Linked DNA regions of Homo sapiens: regions 1, 2, 3, 5 and 6 are each linked to region 4. Evidence: chromatin contacts called from ENCODE Hi-C or POLR2A ChIA-PET data. All regions are on one chromosome and are shown on one strand. Each heading gives the region's core, a stretch centred on a gene start or an enhancer-like site at or near the end of the contact. The rest is flanking DNA. Distances are from core to core; before and after follow the strand shown.

What was found. Hi-C counts contacts between places; a loop is a spot of excess contacts on that map. ChIA-PET counts read pairs that join two places held with the same protein, here RNA polymerase II (POLR2A). Pooled maps may share reads with other maps.
Region 1: a map of GM12878 shows a loop between it and region 4 (2.6-fold over the local background). The contact joins two enhancer-like sites. A Hi-C loop is called at or near these places in 1 of 168 maps with a recorded cell type or tissue (GM12878), 10 of 37 single-sample maps with no recorded cell type and 5 of 50 pooled maps.
Region 2: a map of B cell shows a loop between it and region 4 (7-fold over the local background). The contact joins two enhancer-like sites. A Hi-C loop is called at or near these places in 3 of 168 maps with a recorded cell type or tissue (B cell and GM12878), 35 of 37 single-sample maps with no recorded cell type and 15 of 50 pooled maps.
Region 3: a map with no recorded cell type shows a loop between it and region 4 (2.8-fold over the local background). The contact joins two enhancer-like sites. A Hi-C loop is called at or near these places in 1 of 168 maps with a recorded cell type or tissue (GM12878), 21 of 37 single-sample maps with no recorded cell type and 6 of 50 pooled maps.
Region 5: a pooled map shows a loop between it and region 4 (2.2-fold over the local background). The contact joins the promoter of NME8 here to the enhancer-like site in region 4. A Hi-C loop is called at or near these places in 3 of 50 pooled maps.
Region 6: a pooled map shows a loop between it and region 4 (2.0-fold over the local background). The contact joins two enhancer-like sites. A Hi-C loop is called at or near these places in 8 of 37 single-sample maps with no recorded cell type and 7 of 50 pooled maps. POLR2A ChIA-PET finds 5 or more read pairs at or near these places in 2 of 52 experiments (OCI-LY7 and activated B cell).

Annotation. Positions count from the first base shown.
Region 1 is chr7:37,728,806-37,733,652 of GRCh38, reverse strand. The region is part of intron 2 of GPR141 (G protein-coupled receptor 141); the gene reads right to left. Among named protein-coding and RNA genes, the nearest start is that of GPR141, 47 kb to the right of the region's middle. RefSeq lists a silencer at 4,507-4,616. Within about 2 kb of position 3,003, at least 2 of the 41 ENCODE cell types and tissues checked have a DNase peak (open chromatin) inside an H3K27ac peak, as active enhancers do.
Region 2 is chr7:37,830,643-37,835,275 of GRCh38, reverse strand. No RefSeq gene overlaps it. Among named protein-coding and RNA genes, the nearest start is that of NME8, 16 kb to the left of the region's middle. RefSeq lists an enhancer at 2,688-2,787. Within about 2 kb of position 2,920, at least 2 of the 41 ENCODE cell types and tissues checked have a DNase peak (open chromatin) inside an H3K27ac peak, as active enhancers do.
Region 3 is chr7:36,942,932-36,947,391 of GRCh38, reverse strand. The region is part of intron 16 of ELMO1 (engulfment and cell motility 1); the gene reads left to right. Among named protein-coding and RNA genes, the nearest start is that of MIR1200, 26 kb to the right of the region's middle. RefSeq lists an enhancer at 4,292-4,361. Within about 2 kb of position 1,276, at least 6 of the 41 ENCODE cell types and tissues checked have a DNase peak (open chromatin) inside an H3K27ac peak, as active enhancers do.
Region 4 is chr7:37,347,450-37,352,565 of GRCh38, reverse strand. The region is part of intron 1 of ELMO1 (engulfment and cell motility 1); the gene reads left to right. It also overlaps the pseudogene RNU6-565P. Among named protein-coding and RNA genes, the nearest start is that of ELMO1, 99 kb to the left of the region's middle. Within about 2 kb of position 2,430, at least 4 of the 41 ENCODE cell types and tissues checked have a DNase peak (open chromatin) inside an H3K27ac peak, as active enhancers do.
Region 5 is chr7:37,846,001-37,850,554 of GRCh38, reverse strand. NME8 (NME/NM23 family member 8) reads right to left here and starts at 1,958. Exons shown (of 18, transcript NM_016616.5): 1 at 1,827-1,958; 2 at 1,499-1,731; 3 at 256-295; 4 at 120-177. The coding sequence starts at 288.
Region 6 is chr7:37,783,746-37,788,862 of GRCh38, reverse strand. No RefSeq gene overlaps it. Among named protein-coding and RNA genes, the nearest start is that of NME8, 62 kb to the left of the region's middle. Within about 2 kb of position 2,007, at least 3 of the 41 ENCODE cell types and tissues checked have a DNase peak (open chromatin) inside an H3K27ac peak, as active enhancers do.

The DNA of each region.
Region 1 (4,847 bases), core at 1,754-4,253, 380 kb before region 4:
TCACCCAGGCTGGAGTGCAGTGCTGGGATCTCGGCTCACCGCAACCTCCGCCTCCCGGCTTCAAGTGATTCTCCTGCCTCAGCCTCCGGAGTAGCTGGGATTACAGGTGCCTGCCACCACACCTGGCTTATTTTTTGTATTATAGTAGAGACGGAGTTTCACCATTTTGTCCAGGCTCTTCTTGAACTCCTGACCTCAGGTGATCCACCCGCCTCAGCCTCCCAAAGTGCTGGGATTACAAGCGTGAGCCACCCTGCCTGGCTGTAATACTTATCTGTGGTTTTCCTCATCCACGTCCCTGCTCCATTTGCTGGGACAAGTCACCATGTGTTATGGTGACATCACAGTTATTCCCAGGAGCTGGGGCTTCTTCCCATCCCAAAACCTAGGACCCAAGCTGTTTATAATAACATTCCTTGCCAGGCTGTATGATAATAAAAGCACCTGTAGATATAGCTGCAAAACATTCAGCTAGCCAAGCACATAGAGCCAAGTCCATATCTTCTCAGCCCCGCCCAGACCTATTCATGTACTCTATGTTACTCATTCTTGACTTGTCACCTGATATCTGGTTTTGGTTCTCTGCCTTACCTGACACACTTTGGCTCACTCCCCACCAGCTCCCTGGCTCAGACTCAGCGCTCTTGATTGTTTCCCAGGCAAACCCATCTGCCTGACTTTAAAGCCTAATTTTCCCTTCTAGGAAATGCCTCTTCATGTCTCAGCTCCCCCATATATTCTTGCTACTTTCCTGTGACTACATCTCCACCTCAAGCTTTGTAATAACCTTCTCCCAATCAGAACTAAGTTTTATCTGCGTCTCAGGAGATTCTGCATGAACCACTGCTGTGCCAATCCTCTCCTTACGACCATCTAGCTCTTATAAAGAGTCCTGCTCTGCTCCTTTGTTACATATCTATTACTGAGACTCCTTGGTGGTGCTGTTTATCTGCTCATTATCTTCATAACCTATTTATTGTTCCTATAGTGTAACCTTGAGGTCAAGTTCCATGATCCCACCTACCTATGATCACTTGTCCTGAAATTGAGTCCTGATAGGTTTTCCAGATGCTGCCTTTTATGTCTGCCTGAACTCAGCATGTTTCCAACTTCCAAATTCCTTTTTTATGGTGCTCTGTCCACACTTAATCAGGACATTGCACAAGACTTTCAGATGATCTGCATCAAATTGCAACATCTCCATTCTGTCCCATGGACTACAGCTAAAATTATCCTTCTGCTAAACCATGCACTCTCTCAATCTGCCTGCTGGGGGCAGACTCTCGCAACTCATCACTCTCAAGGTGAGGGGGCTCTGACTCTAGCCTAGGTAATAGGTTGTTGCAAAAGTAATTGCGGTTTTTGCCATTCAAAGCAATGACAAAAACCGCAATTACTTTTGCAACAACCTAATAACAAAAAGAGAGGTTGCAGTGAGCCGAGATCACGCCACTGCACTCCAGCCTGGGTGACAGAGTGAGACTCCATCTCAAAAAAAAAAAAAAAAAGAGAGAGAGAAAGAAAAGGAGAAGTTAGAAAGTTCTTCCTTCACGTTGTGCACATGTACCCTAGAACTTAAAGTATAATAAAAAAATAAAATAAATAAATAAATAAAAATAAAAAAAACAAACAAAGAAACCTCTCTTCCTCTTTACTTTGCTTCTTTCTACAAGGCACTTACTCCCTTATTGTCCCCTTGAAGACCACTTCATCTCATGTAATGGGCACCCTACTCCCAAGATGGCTCCCCAGCATCTAAAAGCAAAGCAAGAACTAGGATGGGGCCAAATGGAGGAACACCATGAAGCAATAAACATTTCAAGATTCACATTTAGTAAGAAAGGACAGAAAGCGATTGGGGCACAATTTTTTCCTAATGGGACAAAAAAATTATATATCTGTATAAGAAGTATTCCTTTGCGCCTGTAATCCCCGCACTTCGGGAGGCCGAGGCGGGCGGATCACGAGGTCAGGAGATTGAGACCATCCTGGCTAACTCGGTGAAACCCCGTCTCTACTAAAAATACAAAAAAAAAGAAAAATTAGCCGGGCGTTGTGGCGGGCGCCTGTAGTCCCAGCTACTCGGGAGGCTGAGGCAGGAGAATGGCGTGAACCCGGGAGGCGGAGCTTGCAGTGAGCCGAGATCCTGCCATTGCACTCCAGCCTGGGCGACAGAGTATTCCTTTGCATATGGGATGCTATTCTAGAGATTGATGGGAATTTTTAATTAGTTGACCTAAAATTTTCTCTCTACATTTCTTTCAGAGAGACACCTCGTTCTCCACGTGCATGACTTGCTTGCAGCCATGACTACATCCAGTGCCCGACCAGCAGAGCTGGACAATCACCTCCCCACCTATGCAGGTACAAGGGGGATTGCTACATACTCGTAACAGCCTGTCTCTAATCCCTGAGAAGAGATGAGTATGCAGGATCAATAACATGATTTTATCAGTATTACATTAAAGAACTGAATTCTCCAAATTGAATTTGAAACATTAAAATCTGCAGATAATTCTCATTTGAGTTTTAATTTTAGCAGTGTCACATTTATCCTCCAGGGCATATTTCTTTGTACAGTGGTTTATTTCAATAGCAATTAATAGCAACATCAATTCAGCCAAAGTAAACATATTTGTTTGAACTTAGACCGTTAAATATTTCCTAGTCTATTAATTTATGTGTCTGTTAGAGTTGGATGCCCACAAAGAATGAAGGAAATTTCGAGCCTTTTCACAAAATGGAAAGTTCAAAGCTTAACAACCTTGAAAGGAAATGTCTTCATTGCTAAAAAATTGAGCACATACAAAAATAATAAATGCTTCTCAGAAATGCTTCCAATACCTCACTTCAGAATATTAGCTTGCTATTTAGAACAGTCCCTGAGACTGTGGGAAAGCCAAGAGAATGTCTGAGAGACACAGTGAGCTGTGAAGCAGTGAGCCTGCCAGGTATGAGACAGACAAGCCTGAGAGACAAACACCATGGCCATGGCCGGGCCCTGGGACCCTGGAACAAGCAAGCCAGCACCTGCAGTCACAAAAACAAGTGCAACTGATGGCTTTGACGCGTGTTATATACAGAACCTGCCAAGTGTGGTTAAAACAAACACTTGCAGGTAAGAAATATGCAGTCTCTGATCAAACGAAAAGCTCTGTTTTCCTGGATGCCAGCTTTAGATGATATATGTTTAGATTTCTTAATATTCAGGTTCAGGTTTTGAAATTTGTCCTGAGCTTTGGGACACAGGCACTTTGAAGAGAAAACAACTGAAGCTTACAAGGTGCCCAGGATAGACTGTTTGAGATACACTTGTTATTATTATTTAGAGATCCACCTCACACTTTATTTTGTAGAAAAATATAGCATGTGCCGTAGCTCAGAATTTGGAACATGGTATGTGTCAAGTACTTCTGCAATGATTCAGTGAATTCATGAAAGAGAGCGAGAGATCAAGAAAGTGAGGGAGGAAAAGAGAGAAGAGAAAGAAGGGGGGAAACAAAGAAAAGGAATAAGAAAAAGAAAGAAGAGAAGAAGATGAAGGGAAAATAGGAGAGTAGGTTCTGAGGGTCCCAGCCAGTGATGCTGGTGTTATACTTAGGCATTGAACTGACCGTAATATTTTCCTGGGATCTGGTCTTTCTTTACACCTAGAAATGATTGAAATGTCTCAGTTACTTTCTCAGTTGATTCTCCAATATACTTTTGCTAAGGAGTGCAGCTGATCCCAGGAAAACCTGAAAGAAGGTAAGAGAGAGGTAGTTTCTGCTTCCACGGAGACAATCCATTCCAAATACAAGAAGCCAGGGAATTGTTTTTTAAACAACATTAACAACAGTTATTTGTTGATGCTACTTAGATATTTCACCTATATATCTTCATTGCGCTTTCTCTTCCCAAAATATTACCCCCACTCACACAGTCTTGCACATCTTTGAGGTGTAAACACAGACTGCATTTTCTTTCAAGCCCTTCAGGCCCCCGGGACATTCTCAGCTCCTTTCTCAAAAAGCTTTACAGGTGCCTTTCAGTCCTACCTTTGTTGTCTTATTCTCTGTTTTAATTATTTTAGTCATTTGTGGACTTGTTTTTAACTTTGAATTTCTTTCAAAACTAGCATATAATTTTTAAATAGTGGTCATGAGTTGTTAACTGAATGGGTGAAATAATGGTGAAAAAGTGCCCTGACTGGATTAAACATTTTTTGGATATGGCCACATTTGGATCTAGACCAACAACTGACATCAGGATCCCAGAAATAAACTGCAAACCCAGAGCCAGCTCTCTCAGGGGACAGGGCTGCCTCTCTGGCTGGCTGTGGACCTCCTTGTTCCACATGAGGATCCCCTCTTTACCTCTGTGATTGACCTTGGAAGGTCATCATGAAGCCTGGCCTCAAACTCTGATTTTCCCCTGCCCTCTGTCATGTCTCTGCTTAAAATCCTTCTTTGGTTACTGTTAGAGAAAAGAAAAAACTCTGAGTTCCTACCATGACATGTAAGCCCTTTGCAAGCTGGCCTCAGCTTCTATTTCAAGGGACACCTCCTCTCTAACCCCCTTCCTTCAGCCTCGAGCTGTGACTCAGACTTACCTGTCATTCTTGGAATGTTCTCTTTCATACCTCCAGCTTGCTTCTTGTTTCTCTAGGACCCAAATGTACAGCTAAACAACTAGAATGAAGTCCAAATTGCATCATCAATGATTTCACTTCTCTTTTTAAAAACTTTCCCTGGCATCCCATTGTCTATGGGAGCTGTGGGAACTGACATATTAGCTGACCTGACATACCAGGCCAGGCCTTGCTGGTATTTGTAGCTCTAAACAAGCCTCTGCCCTATCCTGGTGCA
Region 2 (4,633 bases), core at 1,671-4,170, 480 kb before region 4:
ATCTTGGGATGGTAATCAAATATTTCTTAGAACACAAAGAGTCATCATAAAATTTTAAAAGTAATAACTGGACTTAATCAAAGTTAAAAACCAAGTCTATGCCAAAAATGATTAACTTTCATTAATAATAATTTTAGAAAGCTCTGAACAAACTAAGAGTTGAGAAATAATTCCGTCTGAAACTTACAGCTAACATTGTATGTAAAATCAAAACATTAGAAACATTCTAATTAGGCTAAAACCATACAAGAATATTCACAAAATCCCATGTTCATGGATTGGAAGACTTAATATTGTTGAAATAATCATATTCTTCAAAGTGATCTGCAGTTTAAATGCAATTTCTATCAAAATCCCAATGGCATTTTTTACGGACATAGTAAAAACAATCCTAAGATTCATATTAAACTATAAAAGATCCAGAAGAACCAAAACAATCTCTAGAAAAAAAAAGAAAGCTGGAGGCATCATAGTTCCTGATTTCAAAATATATTACAAAGCTACTGCAATTAAAACTGTATTGTATTGGCTTAAAGATAAACACATAAATCAATGGAATAGAATGGAGAGTGCAGAAATAAACACACACACATATGATTAATTGATCTTTGACAAAGATGCTAAGAATACACAGTAGTTTCTTCAACAAATGTTAGGAAAACTGGATATTCACATGTGTATATTACACCACACACAACATTCAACTCAAAATAGATTAATGACTTACATGTAAGACCTGGCCAGGGTTGGAGGCTCACACCTGTAATCCCAGCACTTTAGGAGGGCAAGGTGGAAGGATCACTTGAGTTCAAGAGTTCGAAATCAGCCCAGGAAACACAGAGAAACCCTGTCTCCACAAAAAATAGCCTGGTGTGGTAGTGCACACTTGTAGTTACCTGCAGTTACTTGGGAGGCTGAGATGGGAGGATCACTTGAGCCCAGGAGGTTGGGGCTGCAGTGAGCTTTGATTGTGCCACTGCACTGCAGCTGAGTGACAGAACAATATCTTGTCTTTAAATAAATAAATAAATGTAATACCCCAACTATAAAACTTCTAGAAGAAATCATAGGGAGAAAGCTTCATGATAATGATCTTGGCAGTGATTTCTTGAATACAACACCAAAAGCACAGTCAACAAAAGTAAAAAATAGACAAGTGGGACTACATAAAATTAAAAAGTTTCTGTACAACCAAGGAAATAATCAATAGAGTGAAAAAACGTATAAAATCAGATAAAATATTTGTCAACCATATTTATGACAAGCCGAAACATATAAGGAATTCCCACAACTCAGTAGCAGAAAAACACTAAAATGCTAAAATAGCTGAGAATTTCATCTTAATCCTGTTATTTAATTTCATCAGTGAAATCGAAATCAACTCTTCATTTGAATATATTCTGTCTGAAGTCCTCATATGAATTTTCATTGCAAATGTTTATAAAAACTACCCCTGACATTATTTATTACATTTGAATTTTATTTAATATAATTAATAACGTGTAAGTGTAACTTCTCAAGACGTCCATAAGGTGGCAGTGTGCACTTCCGTAGTGGCGGTTGAGCAGCAGCGCAACAGAAAATCAGATAAACATCTACGCGACCACGTTCTGCTGCCAAGGCTCTGAAGCCCCCCTGCCCTAGACCATTTGGAGCATCAAACATGTAAAGAGTTCTGAGCTCATACCCGGGGGCTCGGCGTTGTCTTTTCTGTTGCTCATCATCTTACGCCCCAGTTCTAAAATGACACCCCCATTTGGAAATGCATGAACCTCTGTAATTCACACGTACCCAGGTGGTCCTGCAGCCTAGTTTCCAGTTTTAGGTCTCAGTTCCGAGTGGAAAGCATTTCCTAGCAGCCTGACAATACAGCCAGAAAGCATGTTATGGGGTAAGGTGATAAATATTTGCCATATGAGCCGTCCCCCACCCTCCCACTTTTGTAGCAGACGTTACTAATCAATCATGATAGTTCGTGCTACTCAGCCTCCCCCTTTCTCAGCAGAACCCCAAAAGCTCCGACACAGGAGAGTCCCTGTCTTTAGAAGTGGGAGCCGATGCCCAGAAATCCCTAGGATTCCAACACAAGTATGGAGGTGTCGTCACACATCAACCATGAACAGCAAGAATAACCCCTCAAGACTAGACCCCGCACAAAGCAGGGACTACCCCACTCCTTCTCTCATTAATCCTACCACACTCTCTACCATGGCCCCTGAGGACCTAAACTGTATTTTGCATTTTCAACCAAATTGATATTATTTTTATTAGCATAATCAATTTTTCTTCTCTCCTGAATTACTTTCCATTAGCATTTTAATCTCTGATGGCACAGTATTTTTTTAATTCTCTTGTATATCAAAATTTTAACTTTCCCCAGAAGCAAATGTAGGATTTGATATAAGTCTGGATCCCAAAACGGAACTCCCAGAAGACCTCGATTACAACCAAAGACCTGGATTATAGTTCCATCTTGAAAGTTATTTCTAGAAGATGGATCTGCCATCCAGAACGGGGAAATGAGGCTGGGCAGAATAGCCCTAAAAAGGAGTAGGGAGATGAGAGAAAGGAAGAAAAATTGCTGGTTCATGGCCATCGACATTATGCTTTCTTCAAGTGAAGATCTATGATTTGATTAAGTTCCTGATTCTAGAATGGCATCTAGGCCTAGGACAAACATCCCCAACTGGGGAAACTGGTCTGGGAAAAATATCCTCAACCTTGTCTTGGGGCAGAGGTGCAGGTGATGATGATGGCAGTGTCAGCAAGTACATCCAGGGACCAGATGGTGCCAGGGTCACTGCAGTGGCAGCATCAGAGCTACCAGGAGAAGCCGTGGGGTGGCACCCCACGCCCACAGTGGGTGGAAGAGGAGAAGCGTGACTCCCCAGGAAGCCTCAGCTGTGATAAGGGCTGAGAAGGCAGCTGCCAAGTCCACCAGGCATTCTGCCAAGGAAGGGAGGCACCCGCATCTGGGAACTTAAAGAGCTGTCCTGGTGATAGAATCTGTCTGGGGAGGCTCAGCAAGATTCTGCTATTTTTTTTCCCATGTAACCCAAGAAATACTCCATTTGTTGTGAATTTAATATTACATAGAAGAATGTTTATACTATGTTCCTATGAATATTAAATATACTGTTCTTCACAATGAATGATGGTGACAACTCTACGTGAAAAAATGATAAAAACAGTGTCCCATACACATAAATAATTTCTAAATTCTGTTATATTTAATATATAAATCTTTAATATGATATACTACTGAGCTTTTTTTTTTAACCATCATATGTTGCAATTTTTGCTTACTCTGGTATATTTTCAAAATACTCTTAATTCTTGCAGCCCTTCTCAACTGGGTTTCTGTAAAAAAATTACTTGCGGGCATTCGTTTAACTTCACTAGAAAACTTTGTAATACTGATATTTTAAATGGATCAAAACCCATAAATCCAATTCCTATTCTTTTCAGTTCATATGCTTTAAGGACGGACATACTCAGACCAGGATACATAAAAATCTTGGAAATAATGAGCCTTATTATTGCAGTGATTCTATTTTTTTTTTTCTGATTTTCATCTTAGCTTAATCTTTTTATCCCCTTTGTGAACAAAAGCTCTCTGAAAAAGAATCTGGAGGAAAGAGATTTTATTCCAGAGAACTGTTTGCAAATCAGGCAGACATGCAGGCCGCTGTGTAAAATGAAGGTCCATTCCAGAGAATGAAGGGATGGCATGCCTGGGGTTTTATAGGAAAAGTCCCCACCCAGGTTCCCAACCAGGTCTATTTATGCAAACAAAGGGTTGAGTCTTGTTTGGTTTTGACTGGCTGACAGAGCTGAGTTCTGATTGGCCCAAACAGCTGAGCCTTAATTGGCTAGGGGAGGTGATCTCTGGTTGCTTCCCAAGCCCCAAACCAGCAGTCCCTGTCAGATGTTTCTTTCAAATGGCCAATGGGGCCTGGGGCTTGCGGCACTGGGAGGTGTGGGCAGGTGCTGTGCTTTTTGCAGCAGTTTATCTTGTAGCCCAACAACAGAACAGGAGCTGGTTCAGCTTGATTGTAGAATGGGAGGTCCTTTGATACTTTTACAACATCTTTCTGAGAGCGCAGAACATGTGACCATTCTGTCACCCAGCTATGGACACCTAGTTCTGTTTTAACTTTGAGCTCCTCAGTTAGCCACAGGGAGTCCATTTTGTCTGGGGGCATACTTTATCACCTTTCTTTTCCAAATCTTATATTATCTGATTGAACTGCACACTTTAGCACTTAATTATATCGGTATACAACGCTAGTTTATTTAGAATTGTTTTTTCGCTAGTTGTTTCAACTGCACGTGCCTTGCCTTCCTTAAGTGAGTGTGAACTCCTGTAGGCAGGAATTGCTGAACACACATTTGTTTTGTTGTCTATAATTTCTAAAAATTCACATTTCATTAAAATAGCCAAAGTTACCCCTACTAAACAACACTTAGAGGCAATTAGATTAGATTGCTTGTTGGGCTCAGTGAATCACTTCTTGTTAGTCATGGAACCATAGTTCTTTAAGCATTGGGTACTCACATCTCTGGTAGATGTGAATTAAGAAATTAATCCAGGATGCATTTTGGAATGTGTAATTATCATTCCTGAAGCCAC
Region 3 (4,460 bases), core at 27-2,526, 400 kb after region 4:
GCAATAGTACCTGCAATTGAGATAGAGAATGTGAGAATAAGAGCACACCAGGAATATGGGAGAGATGAGCTCAGTGGATGAACTAGATGTGAAGTGCTTTGGGCACATCCAAATGGAGATACTGTCCTGCTCAAAGCTAGAAAGTGAATTAATACAGAAACAAAATCAAATACCGCATGTTCACCCTTATAAGTGAGAGCTAAACATTGGGTACACAGGGACATAAGAGTGGAAACAGTAGACACTGGGGACTCCCAAAGCAGAGAGGGAGCAGGGCAAGGTTGGAAAAACTACCTATTGGGTACTGTGCTCACTATTTGGGTGACGGGTTCAATAGAAGTCCAAACCTCAGCATTGTGCAGTATATCCATGTAGCAAACCTGCACGTGTACCCCCAAATCTAAAATAATTTTTAAAAAATAACAAAAAGATAAATTGACAATTAAAAAATAAATTAATTCATTGTGATTATTTTTAAATTTTGCTGAAGAGCCTATAGAGGAAAGGTGAGTGAGATGGGCTGGAGAAATTGGAGTCACAAGAATTAGATAAAACTGTTAAGTCATTTGAATAGATGATCTCACCGAGGAAGAAGGTGGGGAGTGAGAAGAGAAGAAGGGACCAGGACTGTGCATCTGCATTTAAGAGACAGGCAGGAGAAGATGAACTCCCAAAAGACTGAAGAGGATAATCAGAGAAGTAGAAGAGATGACTATTTTCAGTGAAAAATGGAGGATCTTGATGGTTTTAGAAGAAAGTGGGTTTTTAGGGAGAGCCCCCAACCCCTCATCCTTACCACAGATAACAATAGTCCTTTGGAAGGCACGGAGCAACACAAACACAGAGGTGGTTGCGGAACATGCCATTCTCATTTTAACTAAGGGTGGCTTTGAAGATTAAATTACAAAGAAGCAGTTGGGAGAATTCCAGTTTTGGGTCTTGACAACTCTTTGTCTTCATAGCATAGCATGAGGGTCCAGTGGCCACTTGGGCAACAGATGCACTTACCCTGTAACCATGAATACCACTCATTCTCTCACTTACTGGGAGGGGACTGTAGTCCTCATAGCTGCCCCCAGTCTCCCTTTCTAGTGATGGAAATTTCCTTTATTGACAGGGAAACAGCAGGCTAATGGCACAGATGAAATGTAAATTTTGACAGCCCCGACAGGTAAATATTGGCTTTGCACAAACAAGTTTCTATAAATAACCTGTCTGCTGCAGAAACGCCACAGATGGCAGCAGGGCTGCCCAAGTGTTGATTTTTCCCAGGGTGCTTGGTGCAGAAAAGCACAGCTGTCAGCTTTGCTGTTCCTGTTCCCAGCTCAGGCTACCTCTGCTGTGCCTGCAGACTGTCCACGTCCCATCCTCCTTTGGCAGGAGAGGCAGGGACAGGTGGAGATCAGTCATTTCAATAACCTACCTCCGATGCCTTTCATTCCAGGATTCCAAAGGAGTTTCTTAAAAATGTCACTTCCTTGGGTTCTACAGTCCAAAGTGGGAATCTGTCTGATCTGGGGATGTGTTCGCCCCTTTTAATTAAAGTTGGTCCAGTTGAAAAGAAAATTGGATGGAGTGAGATACAGTCACTCTAGACTGTGTGCCACATGGCCCTGTTGCTAAAAATAGTACCGTCAAGGACTCTGGGCAGTATGTCAGGCTATTATGTTAGCAGGCATGGACTCTGACTTAAGGGGAATGTGAGGGGTATGGAGCCACAGCAAGTCATCTCACTGGGGAAATTTGCCCGATTTAACCCCATCCAGGGAGCTAAGGGAAACACAGTGAGCCACTATTGGAAAAACAGAGGCATTCTTATTTTTCAACTATGCAACTAAGAGCCCATAACTCTAATAAAGCTGATTGAGGTAATGACATTCTAAATGATCGTTCTAGGGATTCCCGGAAAGCTTCGTGCTAAGTTAAATGCCCGTCACTGAGGCTGGGCTCCGGTTTGGGGTATGCCTGTACCTCCCTCCTTCCCTCCCTAATGTTTATTTTCTGCTCCAACTTCTTTCCTTAGGCTCATTGACTTAGTGCATTTGTATTGTAAGCCCTTTCAAAACCCTTGTGAAAGTAGAAAAGGAAGAAACCATATAAAAGTGAGTCAGAGGATTCTAGAAGGTACCTAAGATAGCAATAGTAACTTAAAAACTTATTTTATATCCTACAAAGGCTTTGAGAAAATGTATGACAATAATGGACCTTGTGCAATTAAACAATCATAATTGAAAATTAGGAAGAAAACAATGTTGAGAACTGGAATAGGAAATCACCTGTGAATAATGAAGTAATGATGGTACCACACCCAGAGCAAACTTGTGGCGTTTTCTTTAGCCTTATCCCCGGAGAGTAGAGCAAAGCTGCCGTGAGTCAGCAGGCGTTGGAAAGGACAGCAAATACACTTGCTATTGCCCTGGGTTCGCAGAGTGAATTCAGGACCCTTTATTCCCACTTCAAGGCAACCAGTCACTGCTAGCATAGGCTCCTTTGCTTTTCTGGTGGGGCAGCCCCTTCTAGCTCTAATTCTACATTAAGAAGGTGTACTAGTGTTTTAGAGCTTTGGGCCTTTTCTCCCAAATCTTGTCTCCATGTATGAGGGCCTATGTTTTCACTAAGGGCTGGGAACACTTCCTAGGCTGGGCTACATCCACTCCATTGTGCTTCCCAATTACTTTCTATACAACTGGCTTCCAGCAGGCAACAAATCAATGTCTGTGAAGTCCCGTTGACTTCAAGGAGCTCCGGTCATCAGAGAAACTGATCTCCTCATTGGGGAAGAGACCAGTGACATGCTTCATGAGTAAAATTACAGCTTGATATTCACCAGTAGAACTTAGCAAGATGCTCAGCAGAGAAAATAATGAATCATCTTTTGCTAAGCCTGTGAGAAGGATAGAAAATATTATACGGGAGGTCCCAGGAGTAGAGTGAAAATCATGTGGGCTTTGAAATCAAGCAGACTTTAGTTTGAATCGTGCACTCCTTCGTGTGAGCTGGTGGACTTTGGTCAAGTTTGAGTCTCTTTGAATCTCAACTTCTCCATTTTAAAAATACAGATGGTGATAATTGGATTCTCAGGATTGTCGTGCCCAAGAAGCAGCCTAGTGTCAGGTGGCAAGCAGGGATTCTGGAGCCACATTGCCAAGTTCAGATTCCTGCTCTGACATTTACTAGCTGAGTCATCTGCAGCAAATTACTTAGCCTTTCTATGTTCATGTCCTTATGTTTAAAATAGGGAAAGTTGCCATGAGGAATAGTTAATCTATGTAACGTTCTAAGATCACTGTGAAGCACATAAGAGCTGCATGTGTTCTTGTGGCAATACCAGGTGGCATTGAGCAGAGATGCCCCACCTGTGGTACTCCCCACCTCCATCTTGCTCTCTTACTCTCCCTGTTCTTTTCTTGATCATTTTTATGTTTCCTGATCATTTTTTAAATGTGAAACCAGCCCTATTGTTGTGATTTTCCTAAAGGATTGTGCAGACCCTGTCTAGTGTATATCCACCCTCAGAGCAGAAGTTAGCATGACTTTCATGGAAAGCCAGGAAGGGAGCTCTCGAGGAAAAAGATGAGTGTTGTTATTCAGAACTGGGGTTAAGGTTTCATTTCCTTTTTGTTATGAAAATATGTTCTGCAATTGAAAACAAAAGTGCAAAGCGTTCTGAAAACTAAAAGTAATATACATGTTTCTTGAGTAAGGAGTGAATGAACTATTTAGAGGCATATAATACACTTCACTTATTCGAAGCATTAAATATTCCAGTTACTCATTCATTCAAACTTTCTTACGTAGCAGTTGTACATGGTTCTATGCCAGATTCTGGGGATAGAAATAGGAACAGGACAGTCCTTATCCCCCAAAACTCCAATCAAATTGTCTATGAATGAAATTGGTGATCAAGCAGTTGAACAAAGAGCCTCTCATGACTGAAGATCTAAAATGCCAACAGAGAGCACAGAGACAAGGAGAGGCCAGTGGCCCTTTTGTTAGGATGAGTGTGGCAGCTTAGCTGAGGCAGAGCTTACAAAAGGTAGGGGAAAGGGAAGACTGGATTTATATAAACACCGTGTTACTCTGAATTTTTTACGCATAAAAGAAAAGGTATTGTTGACAGTCACAGAACTGCATAACCATAGTAGATAAGGGATACTGAACGTACACAGTGGAAGGACTTTAATGAATGTGTCGCCTGCTCATTTGCATGTTCACCCACCTCGACCCGCTGCAGTGGCCAGCGTTGTCCCCAGTGTACAGATGTGGGAACTGGAGCTCAAAGGGAATGAGGCAGTAGCCCTCACCATGAGCACCTCTGAGGTAGGACCCAGGTTCCGCAGGTAGTCTGTGTCACACTGAACTGTCCCACATGCCAGCCTGCCGTGACCATGATCTGAAGGTGGCTGGTCATGGTGATTTTTGCTGCATGAGAATTCTGGAAGCTGTCAGTGGCGTGCTGT
Region 4 (5,116 bases), core at 1,181-3,680:
ATGAGAAACGTGTGCCGCAAGATGTTTCGTTAAAAAAAAAGTTTTCTGGACAGATACATTTGGGAAATATTATAGATTGCATATGGACATTTCACAGAACACGTGTTACGTTAAAGTCCCTGAGAAGTCCTGCAGTAAAGGAAACTTTGAAAAGAACGGCGTAGAGCCCAGCACAGTGGCTCATGCCTGCAATCCCAGTACTTTGGGAGGCTGCAGCAAGAAGTATCCTTTGAGCTCAGGAGTTCGAGACCAGGTAACATAATGAGACCTCATCTCTATTAAACAAAAAAATGGCATAGTGGTTACGAACATGAGCTATCAAATCAGACATGTAGATTTCATTCTGGCTGGGTTCCGTATGTGGATGTGAGACTTTGGGCAAGATATTTAATGTCTTTACATCTTGGTTTCCTTGTTTATAAAATAGGCTAGTAATGGTACCTTATTCATAAAATTGTCTCTAAAAGTATATAGTAAGTGAACTAGTAAGTTATTAGTGGATATTATTCTATTCAGTTTTTTCCAAGAATCCTGACTCTTTATTTTTGCATTGCATTTATAAATAACTCAGAGAAGCGGTGCTGTGTGGGAAATGCTGGAGTGAGACTAACTCTTGCAATCCATGCGTGACTTCTGATAGCAGTCCCACAGAGGAAAGGCAGGCCCTAGGTGCTGAGCGCTACGTCACAGATGTGGACTTGCAGCTATATGAAGCTCTAGAATTGGGGAGCAAAAGACCATTTCCTCTTGACTGCAAGGTTAGAGTGTGTAACTTCAGTCTGTTTTGCCTTCCAGTCATTTAATGACAAGTTTGGAACTCAGGGCAGTAAACAGATATGGTTAGGTTGATATATTAGGAGTTTTTCAATTGTAAGGGACAGAAACAACTCAAGCTGATTTAGCGTAATGAGGAATTTATTAGTTTGTCTATCTAGGAAGGATGTTAGGGTAGTACAGAGAACTGAAGGAAAAGTGTTAGGAAACTCAACAGAAACTGAACATAGCTAGGCCTTCTGTCCTTGTTCCCTTTTGAATGTTTTCCTCTTGACTTGTCTTTGCTTCTCCTTGCCTCATTCTTTCCTATTGTGGATGACCTTTCCCCATGGAGGGAGCATGGCTGCAGACAGCTTCAGCTTCAGCTTCATCCCCAGCAGAAGGCAAGAACTCCTGGTGATCTACCTGCCTGGTCCCTGCAAAGTGCTAGGATTACAGGCGCAAGCCACTGCGCCCAGCTGACAAATTTATGAGATCCTTATTAAGGATATTTATACTAGGTTGGATCACATTTATTGCAAATTTTTTTTCAGATTGTTATTCGTGTTTAAATTTTTTAAATACTTTAATATATAAAAATTACACATGGGTCATGCTAATCTTCTCTGTATTGTTCCAGTTTTAGTATATATGCTGCTGAAGCGAGCACTGTCTCTAAATTTTTATAAAGGTTTTTGGAATTCAGAAGTTTTTAAGCTTGCTTGTATCAAATCATCAGGCTCTTCTTTGACGCTTTCTGCCTTTTGTGTTTTATTAGTTTGCTAGGGCTGCCATAAAAAAGTACCACAGACTGGGGTGCTTAACTAACAGAAATGGGTTTTCTCACTGTTACGGAGGCTAGAAGTCAGAGATCAAGGTGTTATCAGTGTTGGTTCCTTCTGAGGGCTTTCTCCTTGGCTTACAGATGGCTGTCTTCTCCCTGTGTTCTTAGGTGGTCTCCCCTCTGTACCTTCTGTGTTCAGATTTCCTCCTCTTAAAAGGATAATAGACAAACATGCTGTATTAGGGCCCGGCCTGAAGACCTAATTTTAACTTACTTCTTTCGAGGTCCTGTCTCCAAATACAGCTACATTCTGAGCTACTGGGGGTTAGGATTTGAACATACAAATTTTGAGGGGGACACAATTCACCTGTAACAGTTCTCATACTAAAGAGGCCTCTATCAACCTGAGAGGATTTAAGGATTTGAAGGAAGTCATTTAAACTAGTTAAGATTTAGTATCTTCATTAATTTACTGCAAATAATAACACCTGTCACTCAGGGCTGTGAAGAAGAGTGAGTAAAGTGCGTGTCCACGGTGCCCAGCCCCATGCCTGCTCTAGGCGCCTGTCTGCCACTCCTTCTGGCAGCTGTCCCCTAGCCTTCATGATGTCAATGCCAGACACTGGGAAAGCAAAGACTTTTCTCTGCAAGTTTCCATTATATTGCAAGCCAACCGTAGCTAATAGCACATTTCCCCACCTGTCAAGTAAATGGGCTGAATTGTTGCTGAGATTAGCATACATGGCTAGCGTGTACAGAAAATGAAATACTGAGCCTCCACACTGGATTCCATTCTCTGTTTATTCTCTTTCTGCTGAGTGCTTGCATGTTCTGTTCTGAACACACCGTGTTCCCTCATTTCTGAAGCCACAAACTTCCTCTTAGGCCCCGGGCTGTCTTCAGAATGGCCATCAGGTCCCTGATACGGGAACCTGAAATGACACCCCCACCATATACCCATCCATCCAGACCCTCCAGTGTAGGGCAGGTGGGGGGACATGTGCCCACCACTGCTGCTCCCATGGGAAACAAAGACTGGCTTCAGCAAACCTGGACACTCATACATCCTGAATAATGTCAGCTGACCACACCACCGACTTCATGTATTCCTTGACCTAGACACTAAAGGTATTGAGACAATTTCAGTCTGTTTGGCATAAGAAGGATGGTAGCACAAAGAAGAGAAGAGCAAAACTTTTACCCAAAGCCTATTTCGGTGGCCCCTTCTGAGGTTCAGTGTACCATGCAGGGCGGTGTTCTCAAAAGTGAAGACTAGGCCAGGTGTGGTGGCTCACGCCTATAATCCCAGCACTTGGGGAGGCCGAGGTGGGCAGATCACCTGAGGTCAGGAGTTCGAGACCAGCCTGGCCAACATGGTGAAACCCCATCTCTACTAAAAATACAAAAATTAGCCACGCAAGGTGGTGCCTGCTTGTAATCCCAACTACTCGGGAGGCTGAGGCAGGAGAATCACTTGAACCCGGGGGGCGGAGGTTACAGTGAGCTGAGATTGTGCCACTGCACTCCAGCCTGGGTGACAGAGTGAGACTTCATCTCAAAAAAAGAAAAAGAAAAAAAAAGTGAAGACTAGAGGGCTCCAGGAAGACAGCAGTGCCAAGAGGGAAGGGCTGCTTTCAGTGGGTGATCCTCCTGAAGCCCTTTCCCTTTCTGCCTAACCTAATGCAAGGGGAAAATGTGGTCTATGTCTTTTTCTATCAGAGACAACTCAACATTAAAAATATGAGATGAACAGCTCCCTTTCCACTATCCCCATCATCATTATAAACCCATTATCCATCATCAGTAGATAATGACTTAGCGGGACAGAGGACAGCTTTTCTGGTGAGGAAGGAAGGGGCTGAGGAGTGGAAGCAGATCGTTTCTCCAGCTGTTTGGTGTTTCTCTCCCATTGATCTGCCCTGGCCTCCACTGGCCCATCTGTTGGGCTTGTGAGTGCAGTAGGGGAGGGGACACACGGTTCACCAGGGCAAGTGTGTTCGTTTCCCCAACACACAGCTTCTACAGGAATGGCCATACAGGCTTAATTTTTTTCTCAGTAGGGTTTACTGTGCAACAGAAAGACTACAAAGAGCATTAAAAGGTTCAAAGCCATTGCAGTCACCCAAAACTAAAAAACTATATGGGAAATTCAGAAAAAACAACAAAAAGTGATCAGGTATTTGGGACCTTTGTGGAACCGAAAGAATTAATTAAGCTGTATGGAAAAACCTGTAGAGATGTAACAGATCTTTAAGAGACTACAGCAAGAGGCATGTTGAACTTGGGGCATAGAACAATGTGTAGAGAGATGAGTTTCTAGGTGGGAGTCAAAGCGATTTCTGTCTGTCGTCTTCAAAATGCCACCCAACCTACGGAGACATTTAGTGGAAGAGTGGGCTTGTTCACGGGTTATAGAGTCAGATGTTACTGCTATACAGACTTCAGTACCTAACTCTAGAAGAAGTGATTCCTCTTTATTTAATCCACTCAACTATAAACACACCACTTAACATGCATATCGAGGTGATAGAATCTTAATATTAAACATGGAACAATTCCCATATTTTTGGAATGGAATAAAGTCAAGCCAGCAGGCAAGCAGGAACGGTATAGCATTCTCTGCCCATTCTTTACCCACCACCTGGGATTTGATAGTGACTTTGGAAGGCATGATGATTAGAATGTCTAGCCACCTGCCTAGACTTCCCTTTTGTTTCTCCCTTTAATGGTTCTTAAATTTTAGTTTGTATAAGAATTATTGTACCCGGCTGTCTACACAACTTCTTGTAGCTGGTATTTTACTGGGCAATTTAAGTAATACTAGGTTATCTACTTTGGTAATTTTGATAACACTAGGCTCAGTACTGCTGGTAGCTCTAATGAGATGTTCATTGAGGAGGGGATGCATTCATACAACAGCTATGTATTAAAATGCCTGCCTGCCGCGGCCCTGAGTCTGTAACTGTGAATGCGATGTGGACCTTGCCCTTAGAGTACTCCAGATGTAGTGGGGAGAAGTTGACAAAGGGAGTCTAGTAACCCCAGAGTTATGCTGGGGGAAGCATAGGACACCAGGATGCTGACTTTGTTGGCTGAAGATTTTAGAATGTATTTCCTTCTCAGTTATGCCTCACCAAGAGGAGTTGGGCTTGTGTGCTGATCTTTCCTGGAGAGCCTGATGAGACCATGTGCCTTGTGTCCAGTTCAAGGATGGGATAGGTTGCCCTGATCATCGGTAATCTGCCTAGAGGATTTGCTAGCTTACCGCCTGTATTAGTCCGTTTGCATGCTGCTAATAAAGACATACGGGAGATTGGGTAATTTATAAAGGAAAAAAAGGGTTTACATGGACTCAGTTTCATGTGGATGGGAGGCCTCACCATCATGGCAGAAGGCTCTTACATGGCGGCAGACAGGAGAGAATGAGAACCAAGTGAGAGGGTGTTCCCCTTATAAAGCCATCAGATCTCTTGAGGCTTATTCATTATAAGAATAAGAATAAGAATAAGAATACCATAAGAATAGTACCGTAAGAATAGTATGGGGGAAAACTTCCCCTGTAATTCAGTTATCTCCCAC
Region 5 (4,554 bases), core at 709-3,208, 500 kb before region 4:
GGCCAGGGCAAAGGCACTGCAGGATTTCTTGGTCAAAGTGGGGACTCTAGAGGGACAGGGTGCCAGGAGGAGCTCCGGGTCAAACCCCAGGTGGCCAGACAGCCGGGGAGTCCTTATACCTGTTAAGCCTTTGTTCTGCAACATCTCATCCCACAGGCTTTGATTATTGATGACTGTCTGCAAAGTGGAAGGCACTGTAAAAGGTATTCAAGCACTAGTGCACCAGATAAAGAATTGTTGATATGTCAGACCCACCTGTAACTGGACTTCTCGTTTTTTGCTTGCCATTTATCTACTATCATAGGAAAAAGAAAGAAAAATTTTTAAGTAGGAAATTTAAATAACATTTTCTTTATGCATGCAAATAACATCTTTTAAAACAATTTTTAATTTTTGTGGGTACATAGTAGGTGTATATATTTATGTATCTCTGTATTTATGTACTTAAATATTTGTGTATTTAAATCTGAGATATTTTGATACAGGCATGCCATGCATAATAATCACATCAGGGTAAATGGGGTATCCATCACCTCAAGCATTTATCCTTTGTGTTACAAACAATCCAATTATACTCTTTTAGTTATTTTAAAATGTACAATTTAGATTTTTTGACTGCAGTCACCTGTTTGTGCTAGCAAATACTAGGTCTTATTCATTGTTCTTTTTTTTTTTTTTTTTTTTTGAGACATAGTCTCACTCTGTTGCCAGACTGGAGTGCAGTGGCACAATCTGGGCTCACTGCAACCTCCGTCTCCTGGGTTCAAGCGATTCTCCTGCCTCAGCCTCCAGAGTACCTGTGACTACAGGCACCCGCCACCACGGCGGGCTAATTTTTTTTGTATTTTTAGTAGATACAGAATTTCACCGTGTTAACCAGGATGGTCTCAACCTCCTGACCCGTGATCCTCCCACCTCAGCCTCCCAGAGTGCTGGGATTACAGTATTCATTCTTTCTAACTGCAAATAACATCTTAATGTACTAGTGAAAAATTTCCCCACTGTACATTGGATTATGCAGTGTCATCTTTGCTGGGGAGAGAGAAGCTAATGTCATGGAAGGACTATTGTATGCTAGGCTCTATGCTAAATGCTTATAGCTGCCACACTATCTTATCCTCCCAACAGTCCTGAAGCAAGGTAAGAATGTTAGGAGTTACACGTCGTCTGGTTTTTTTAAAGGTTTTGTTTTCCTGAAATATTAGAAAGTGTTTCCTATATTATCAATTGCAAACAAATGAACATGCCCGTGGATCTTTCTGGGGTCCCTCTTCAGATCTGGCTGCTCTAAGGATATTTAATCTTGAGAACAAGGCCACTAGTGTTTTCTGGGGCACGACATAAACTTCTCAAACTCCCTATTCAGTGGTATCAGGGGCGGTGTAGAACAGGGGTCAGTCAGCGTGCGGGCGATAGTGCACGCTAGCGTACAACAAAGGAAAAGCCACAAACAAGACTGTATTCCAGGAAAGGTGCTGGTTGCTCCGGCAAGCCTTACACAAAACAGGTCCTCCTCTAAGCTAGACTGGGACGTTTAAAGAAAAGGAAGGAACAGGCCCAGAGGATCTAAATCGGCTCCCTCGTTGTGGCCGTTTGAGCGGTGACCTCGGCGAAGTTCCATTCCAGTACCTAGGACCCTGGTAGGGCCCGAGGCTGAGGCTAGCAGGCCTCCTGCTGGGCTTTCTTCTCCAGCTGATTCAGCAAAAGGAAGAAGAGGGATTCCCTGCCTGTCTGGGAAGAAGAAGGGGGGCAATGTTTTGTCCAACCCATCTGCCCGTGAGACTTGAGCGGCGTCTCGAGGCCCCTGCTCCAGACAGCAGCTATACCTGGGCAGTGGGGACAAGACCAGGTGGCGCCTAAAATCCTCCACCTCTTCTGCCCACACAATGAAGGAACAACGAAGTCCTGGTTCCACCATCACAAGACTCTGTTCTTCAGCTGCCTCATCCCCAAACTCCCATCCCCCATCCTCCCATCCCTACGTTCCTCTATCCCCAGATGCGCACCAAGGTGCGCTTTCCCAAGTGCAGATTTGATCATATCTCTCCTCGCCTTTGAATCCTCCTGTGACTGGCCACGCTTTACAGCATAAAATGCATACACCTCAAATCGGAGCAGAAGGCTCTCTGCCAGCACCAGCCTTTTCTTTCTTTTTAACTTTGTCTTCATCTACCCTGGTTTGGTTCTTCTTGTTCTTCTTGTTCTTCTTCTTCTTCTTCTTCTTCTTCTTCTTCTTCTTCTTCTTCTTCTTCTTCTTCTTCTTCTTCTTGTTCTTCTTCTTCTTCTTCTTCTTCTTCTTCTTCTTCTTCCTTCTTCTTCTTCTTCTTCTTCTTCTTCTTCTTCTTCTTCTTCTTCTCTTCTTCTTCTTCTTCTTCTTCTTTCTTCTCTCTTCCTCTTCCTCTTCTTCTTCGTCTTCCTTCTTCTTTTCTTCTTCTTTTCTTCTTCTTCTTCTTTTCTTCTTCTTTTCTTCTTCTTCTTTCTTCTTCTTCCTTCTTCTTTTTCTTCTTCTTCTTTCTCTTCTTCTTCCTCTTCCTCTTCCTCTTCTTCCTCTCCCTCTTCCTCCTCCTCCTCCTCTTCCTCCTCTTCCTCCTCCTCCTCCTCCTCTTCTTCCTCCTCTTCCTCTTCTTCTTCTTCCTCTTCTTCTTCCTCTTCCTCTTCTTCCTCTTCCTCTTCCTCTTCTTTCTTCTTCTTCCTCTTCTTTCTTCTTCTTCTTCCTCTTCTTCTTCTTCTCCTTCTTTCTTCTTCTTCTTCCTCTTCCTCTTCTTCTCCTCCTCCTTCTCCTTCTCCTTCCTCTTCTCCTTCCTCTTCTCCTTCCACTTCTCCTTCCTCTTCTCCTTCCCCTTCCCCTCCTTCTCCTCCTCCTCCTCCGTCTCCTCCGTCTCCTCCATCTCCTTCATCTCCTTCTTCTTCTTCTTCTTCTCCTTCTCCTTCTCCTTCCTCTTCTCCTTCCTCTTCCCCTCCTTCTCCTCCTCCTCCGTCTCCTCCATCTCCTTCTCCTTCTCCTTCTTCTTTCTCCTTCTTCTTCTTCTTTCTTCTTCTTCTTTCTTCTTCTTCCTCTTCCTCTTCCTCTTCTTCTCCTCCTCCTCCTTCTCCTTCCTCTTCTCCTTCCACTTCTCCTTCCTCTTCTCCTTCCTCTTCTCCTTCCTCTTCCCCTCCTTCTCCTCCTCCTCCTCTGTCTCCTCTGTCTCCTCCGTCTCCTCCGTGTCCTTCGTCTCCTTCGTCTTCTTCTTCTTCTCCTTCTCCTTCCTCTTCTCCTTCCTCTTCTCCTTCCTCTTCCCCTCCTTCTCCTCCTCCTCCTCCGTCTCCTCCGTCTCCTCCGTCTCCTCCGTCTCCTTCTTCTTCTTCTTCTTCTTCTTCTTCTTCTTCTTCCTCTTCTTCTTCCTCTTCTTCTTCTTCCTCTTCTTTTTCTTTCTTTCTCTTTCGTTCTTTTTCTCTTTACTTTCCTTCCTCCCTCCCACTTGCAGCATCTGGAAATAATTTTTCACAATAGTTTCTGATTAATCCACAGGCTGAGATACAGAAAGCAACTGTAGAGTAGAGAGGGACACAATGAACCTTTTTGTAGGGATCCTCATCCCTGGAGTGGACCTAATAGATGAGCACGGCTACCTACAGAAGGATTTTTGACCAGGATCATATCCTATCAAGACAGGACATGTAGTACTCCTTCACTTCACCATCTGCAATTTTCTTTCCTTTTTTTTTTTTTATTATACTTTAAGTTCTGTGATACATGTGCAGAAAGTGCAGGTTTGTTACATAGATATACACATACCATGGTGGTTTGCTGCACCCATCAACCTGTCATCTACATTAGGTATTTCCCCTAATGCTATCCCTCCCCTAGCCCCCCACCCCCTGACAGGCCCCAGTGTGTGATGTTTCCCTCCCTATGCCCACGTGTTCTCATTGTTTAACTTCCACTTATGAGTGAGAACATGCGGTGTTTGGTTTTCTGTTCTTGTGTTAGTTTGCTGAGAATGATGGTTTCCAGCTTCATCCATGTCCCTGCAAAAAACATGAACTCGTCGTTTTTTATGGCTACATAGTATTCCATGGTATATATGTGCCACATTTTCTTTATCCAATCTATCGTTGATGGGCATTTGGGTTGGTTCCAAGTCTTTGCTATTGTGAATAGTGCTCCAATAAACATACATGTGCATGTGTCTTTATAATAGAATGATTTATAATCCTTTGGATATATACCCAGTACTGGGATTGCTGGGTCAAATGGTAACAAAAGCCAAAATTGACAAATGGGATCTAATTAAAGAGCCTCTGCACAGCCAAAGAAACTATCATCAGAGTAAACAGGCAACCTAGAGAATGGGGGAAAATTCTTGCAATCCATCTATCTGACAAAGGGCTAATATCCAGAATCTACAAGGAACTTAAACAAATTTACAAGAAAAAAACAAACAGCCCCATCCAAAAGTGGGCAAAGGATATGAACAGACACTTCTCAAAAGAAGATATTTGTGAGGCCAACAAACACATGAACAAAAGTTTTTCATCACTGGTCATTAGAGAAATGCAAATCGAAACCACAAT
Region 6 (5,117 bases), core at 758-3,257, 440 kb before region 4:
GATATTATTCATAATATCTTCGGGGGATATTCCTTCTAATATCACAGTGGCTGTACACTCAGTGATATTATTCGTAATACCTTAGGGGGATATTCCTGGTATCACAGCGGGTGTACACCCTGTGATATTATTTCTAATATTTTGGGAGTATATTCCTCCTAATATCACAGTTGGTGTACACCTGGTGATGTTATTCGTAATATCTTAGAAGGGTATTCCTCCTAATATTACAGTGGGTTTACACCAGGTGATATTATTTGTAATATCTTAGGGGGATATTCCTCCTAATATCACAGTGTGTGTATACCTTTTGATATTATTCCTAATATCTTAAGGGACATTACTCCTAATATCACAGTGGGTGTACACCTGGTGTGTACACCCGTTGGTATTATTCATAATATCTTAGAAGGCTATTACTCCTAATATCACAGTAAATGTACACCAGCGTGTATATCTGGTGATATTATTCATAATATCTTAGGAAGATATTTTTTATAATATCACAGTGGAGGTACACCCTGTTATATTATTCTTAATATCTTTGGGGAATGTTCTTCCTAATATCACAGTGGATGTACACCCTGTCATATTATTCGTAATATCTTAGGGGGACATTACTACGAATACCTCACGGTGTGTACACCCTGTAATATTATTCATAATATCTTAGGGAGATATTACTCCTAATATCACAGTGGGTGCACACTCTGTGAAATCATTCATAATATCTTAGAAGGATGTTACTCCTAATATTAAAGTGGGTGTACACCCTGTGTTATTATTCATAATATCTTAGGGGGATATTATTCCTAATAATACAGTTTGTGTACAACTTGTGTGTATGCCCTGTGATATTATTTGTAATGTATTAGTTGCTTATTACTCCTAATATCACAGTGGGTGTACACCTTGTGATATTATTTGTAATATCTTAGTGAGATATTACTCCTAATATCACCAATGTTGTACACCCTGTGTCATTATTCGTAATATATTAGGGGAATATTACTCCTAATATTCCAGTGGGTGTACACTCGGTTTGTACACCATGTGACATTATTTGTAATATCTTATGGGGATATTACTCCTAATATCATAGTGGATGTACACCTGTTGTGTACATCCTGTGACATTATTTGGAATATCTTATGGGGATATTGCTCCTAATATCACAGTGGGTGTGATATTATACCCTGTGATATTATTCATAATATCCTAGGGGGAATTTACTCCTAATATCACAGTGGATGTACACCGTGTGATATTTTTCATAGTATTTCAGGGGAATATTACTCCTAATATTATCTTTTATAAGGATATAATTTACCATAGTCATTTGCTAATCATGATCAGGGCAGGCAATGAGAGCAGTTTACTGGAACCAAGACTTCGCTAACCTCAACAGTCTTTAAAACCATGTGAAAAATGAGGAAGCGAGAGAATAGCTTTAGACTGAAGGCTCACAAGGAGGAACAGTGAAAATGAAGAGCCCAGATGAGCCATCCCAGCCACAAAGGAATGTTTATCTCTACAGTTAGTGGTGAAACACATTCGAGAATATTCTCATAAGTAAATGCTTCATTTTCACTCTCAATGTCTTATTTTCAGAAATATTTCTTATTAAAATGAAACACTTAAAAGGTATTTTTCAATGCTGTTTCTCATTGTACTTTTATGTATTGCCCCAAATGTTTCACATTCAGAATGAAAACGACCTGTGGCATGACTTCCTGTGAGACTTTTGTATTCTCAGCAGTAAGCGTCCAATATTTATAACTATAATTTTCCATTTTCAAAGGTCCCTTCTCTCATCAACTGCCATTTGGACATATGGTTTTCTTTGAAGTCCAATCCTCTGGTGATGTAACTTCAACAATGAGGGTTGTTTTCCTCAAAAGTTTTTAATTTTCATATGTCAACCTTCTCACTTTCTGCCCTAACTTCACAGTCATCTGTAGCTGTGCTAAGACATCAAGGCATACTTTTGAGGAAGTATTGGGTGACTACACCCTAAAGATGGAAGGAACTAGCAGTTACAGGAAAACTCAGCACCAAATCATATTATTGCTCAGCTACAGGAATTCAAAAGGACAAAAATGCATAATGCAAGTGCGTTATGGCCTACGTTTAGGTAACAACTGATAAAGTTCTCATTTGCTTTGGAAAAGAGTAAGTATTGTCCCCACCTGTGCCATCTGCTCCACAATCATCCAACAGTGCTTGTGGCCACAGAGATGTAAAACAACAGAATCCAAATGTTATGGAGCCATATGCTTAATTATTTCAAAAAAAGCTCTCAATAAAAGATAAGATTTTAATTCTTATTATCAAAATCAAATATGTACCAATTCAACTCAGCTGGAAAATTTCACATGAAACCAATTTTTCAACTAATTTTAAACAACTCTACTTAAATGAAATTAATTCAAAAATATAAAACCTGGGTTATAGTCCTGAATTTGGACGTATTATCTGACAGTTCCTTATTTTTCAGATAAAACGTGTTCCTGGAATCTTCAGGAGAATGTATGTTCCCATAGAAACCGTGCTATATTTAGGGATTGCTTGTCTAACAAAGGACAAACTAAGAAATAAGTTAGATGTGACCAAGAGTGGAGTATAAAAATAAAAATCAGCTACAATTTGGAACTATGACCAACACAAACTTTAATTGTTCACATTGATGATATTACGATTTCAAAGTACTAAAATCTGTACATATTGCATTTGCAACACAGCTAGAAGAATGCAGGTGTTTCATATATTTTCTTACTATACTCAGAATTCAGCACTTTTTTCTTGGGTAGTGCCAAGATTTTAAAGAAAACTAACAATTCCTTAATACGAGAGCTCAGAAATAATTTACTCCAGAATAATATAATTCTCTTATTTAAGAGATGAAGCCACCCCAATTCGGAGTTTAGGAATTTACCACAAGGCCACAGGGCTACTTAGGGAGAAGATAAAGATGAAAACCAGGGTTTGTGTTCCAAGTCTTTATTTCCACTGCCCCATGATGTACACATGGCAAGGAATTTGAGATAGTCTCTGGCAGACACATTAACTATCTATGGCTTCATTTTCCACCTTCTTTTTGCTATCTGGAATCTTATTTTTGAGTTGGAACTTAACCTTTAAGTAGAAGTTTATTTTTAAATCCTAGAGAATTAAAATTCTTTAAACATAATTATTTTCCCCCTCTAAACTGTTAAATTAAAACATTAACATAAATGATTAGCCTAATTTCATTTTCAGAAGACAAAGTCAATCTGTCCTCGGCTGAGGCAAGTCCAAAGCAAATGCTGCTGGAGATGCCACCAACTTGCTCACTTCTCCTTTTCCATGGAAGTGCCATTTGAAATGGCCATTGCTGGGCAATCTCTGCTCCTGAAAGAATGGGTGGAGGTCACTTTTCTTCTCTAGAGTCCTTAAATTGCCACTCTGAAGTATTTTTAGGAAAGTGGTAACAAAATCTGCAACTGCCAATTTCCAAACCTGTTTACACTCAAAAGTCATTAGCCAAAAACTTGAGATGCCAGGCTTGGTGCCCTGTTTGATCTAAAAAATCCCAGAGTCTTAGCCAACCTAGAAACTAGGAGTAGTGTGTAGGCTCTTCACACTAGGCACCTACATTCATAAAGTATCTCTCTTTATTCATCTTTCCTTCTCTGCGTATGTGCATGTCTCACTCTGTCTCACTCTTGATTGAATGTATCCATGCTCTGGGATGCTTCCAAAGTGTTAAGATACACAGTGCCCTAAAAAGGCCATCTTTGGAATTTGGAGAACCCTCCAGCTGTAGTGGATTTGAGATGGTCACGTTGGGTGGCAGAGCTGGTTAAGAAAGGAGGATAAACTGAGAATCTCAGAGCCAGGGCATTTCAGTGCTTTCCACTCAGGCTGACTCTCTGGGTTCTGTTGCTAAAGTATTTTACAGGGAAGAAACAGAACCCAGAGAGGTAGCCTGAGGAGAAACCACAAAACGGAGATTTCCCAGCAATGGTACAATAGACCTTTCTTCCATTGAGACATGAGATTTCAAATGAGAAGTGTCCAGATAGGTTATCCCATCCCTGTCTTCCACTTTGCAGATGAGAGATGAAGGCCCACAAAGGACATTCTGTCTCTCTCACTCCTCCCCCAGAGGAAGGTGATCCAAGGCAGCATTTCTGAGCATCCATAGGACCAAGAAAACAAGCATGTTAAAAAAAAAATTATTATCTGGCATTTATTTTCTAGTCTAGATATAGTCTCAAATAATGAAATCATAGTTGGCACACAAAAGTCTTGGATGGTTGAAAGCTGTGGATATTAGTCTTCAAATATTTATAAATGCATACCCTGCCCTATAAGAGTGCTCTCTACATCTAACAAAATGATAAATGATTTTAAGTGCAGCAAGAGAGTTGAGATTAGCCACTAGAAGGGATCTCTAATGAATACAGAGAGAGATTTATGCTGGCCTACGACATCCTCCTTTTATATGCTTGACCATAATTCCTACCATGCCACGCTCCATCCCTTGGATTTTATTTTGCTCCTGGAGCCCACCCAGCTCTTTGTGCATTGTGATCTTTCCACCTGTGGGTTTCTCTGCCTGGAGTGCTTTTCTCACTTCCACATGTGGGGCAGTCCCTGGTCATTCCATTCTCAGTATTAATGGCACCTACTTGGGGAAGGCTGCTTTGACTGCCACAGTGTTAGGAAACTGCTCAAGCACTATCACATTATTCTATTTGAATTCTTTGCATATGACTTTCCACCAGATGTTTTTATTGCCCTATTACTTGGCATGGGTTCCTTGTCCGCCTTCTGCTGAGATATTCTGCCTCCAATATCTTAGTGGACTTAGTCACTATACTTTAAAATCAAACAAGGCACCCCCACCTGGCATTTTATAGTCTTGATCAGTGTAAACAGGGAGGGTAAACAGGTTTGAGAATTAGCAGTTGCTGATTTAGCTAACACTTTTCTAACAATATATTCCACATGGCCCTAACTATATTGTTTATTGTTATTTCCCAATGCCCAGAATAATGCCTTGCACATATTTGTTCAAGTAATTCAATATTTTCAATGATGGTCTAACTATACATGATTTTCTGAGAATAGTC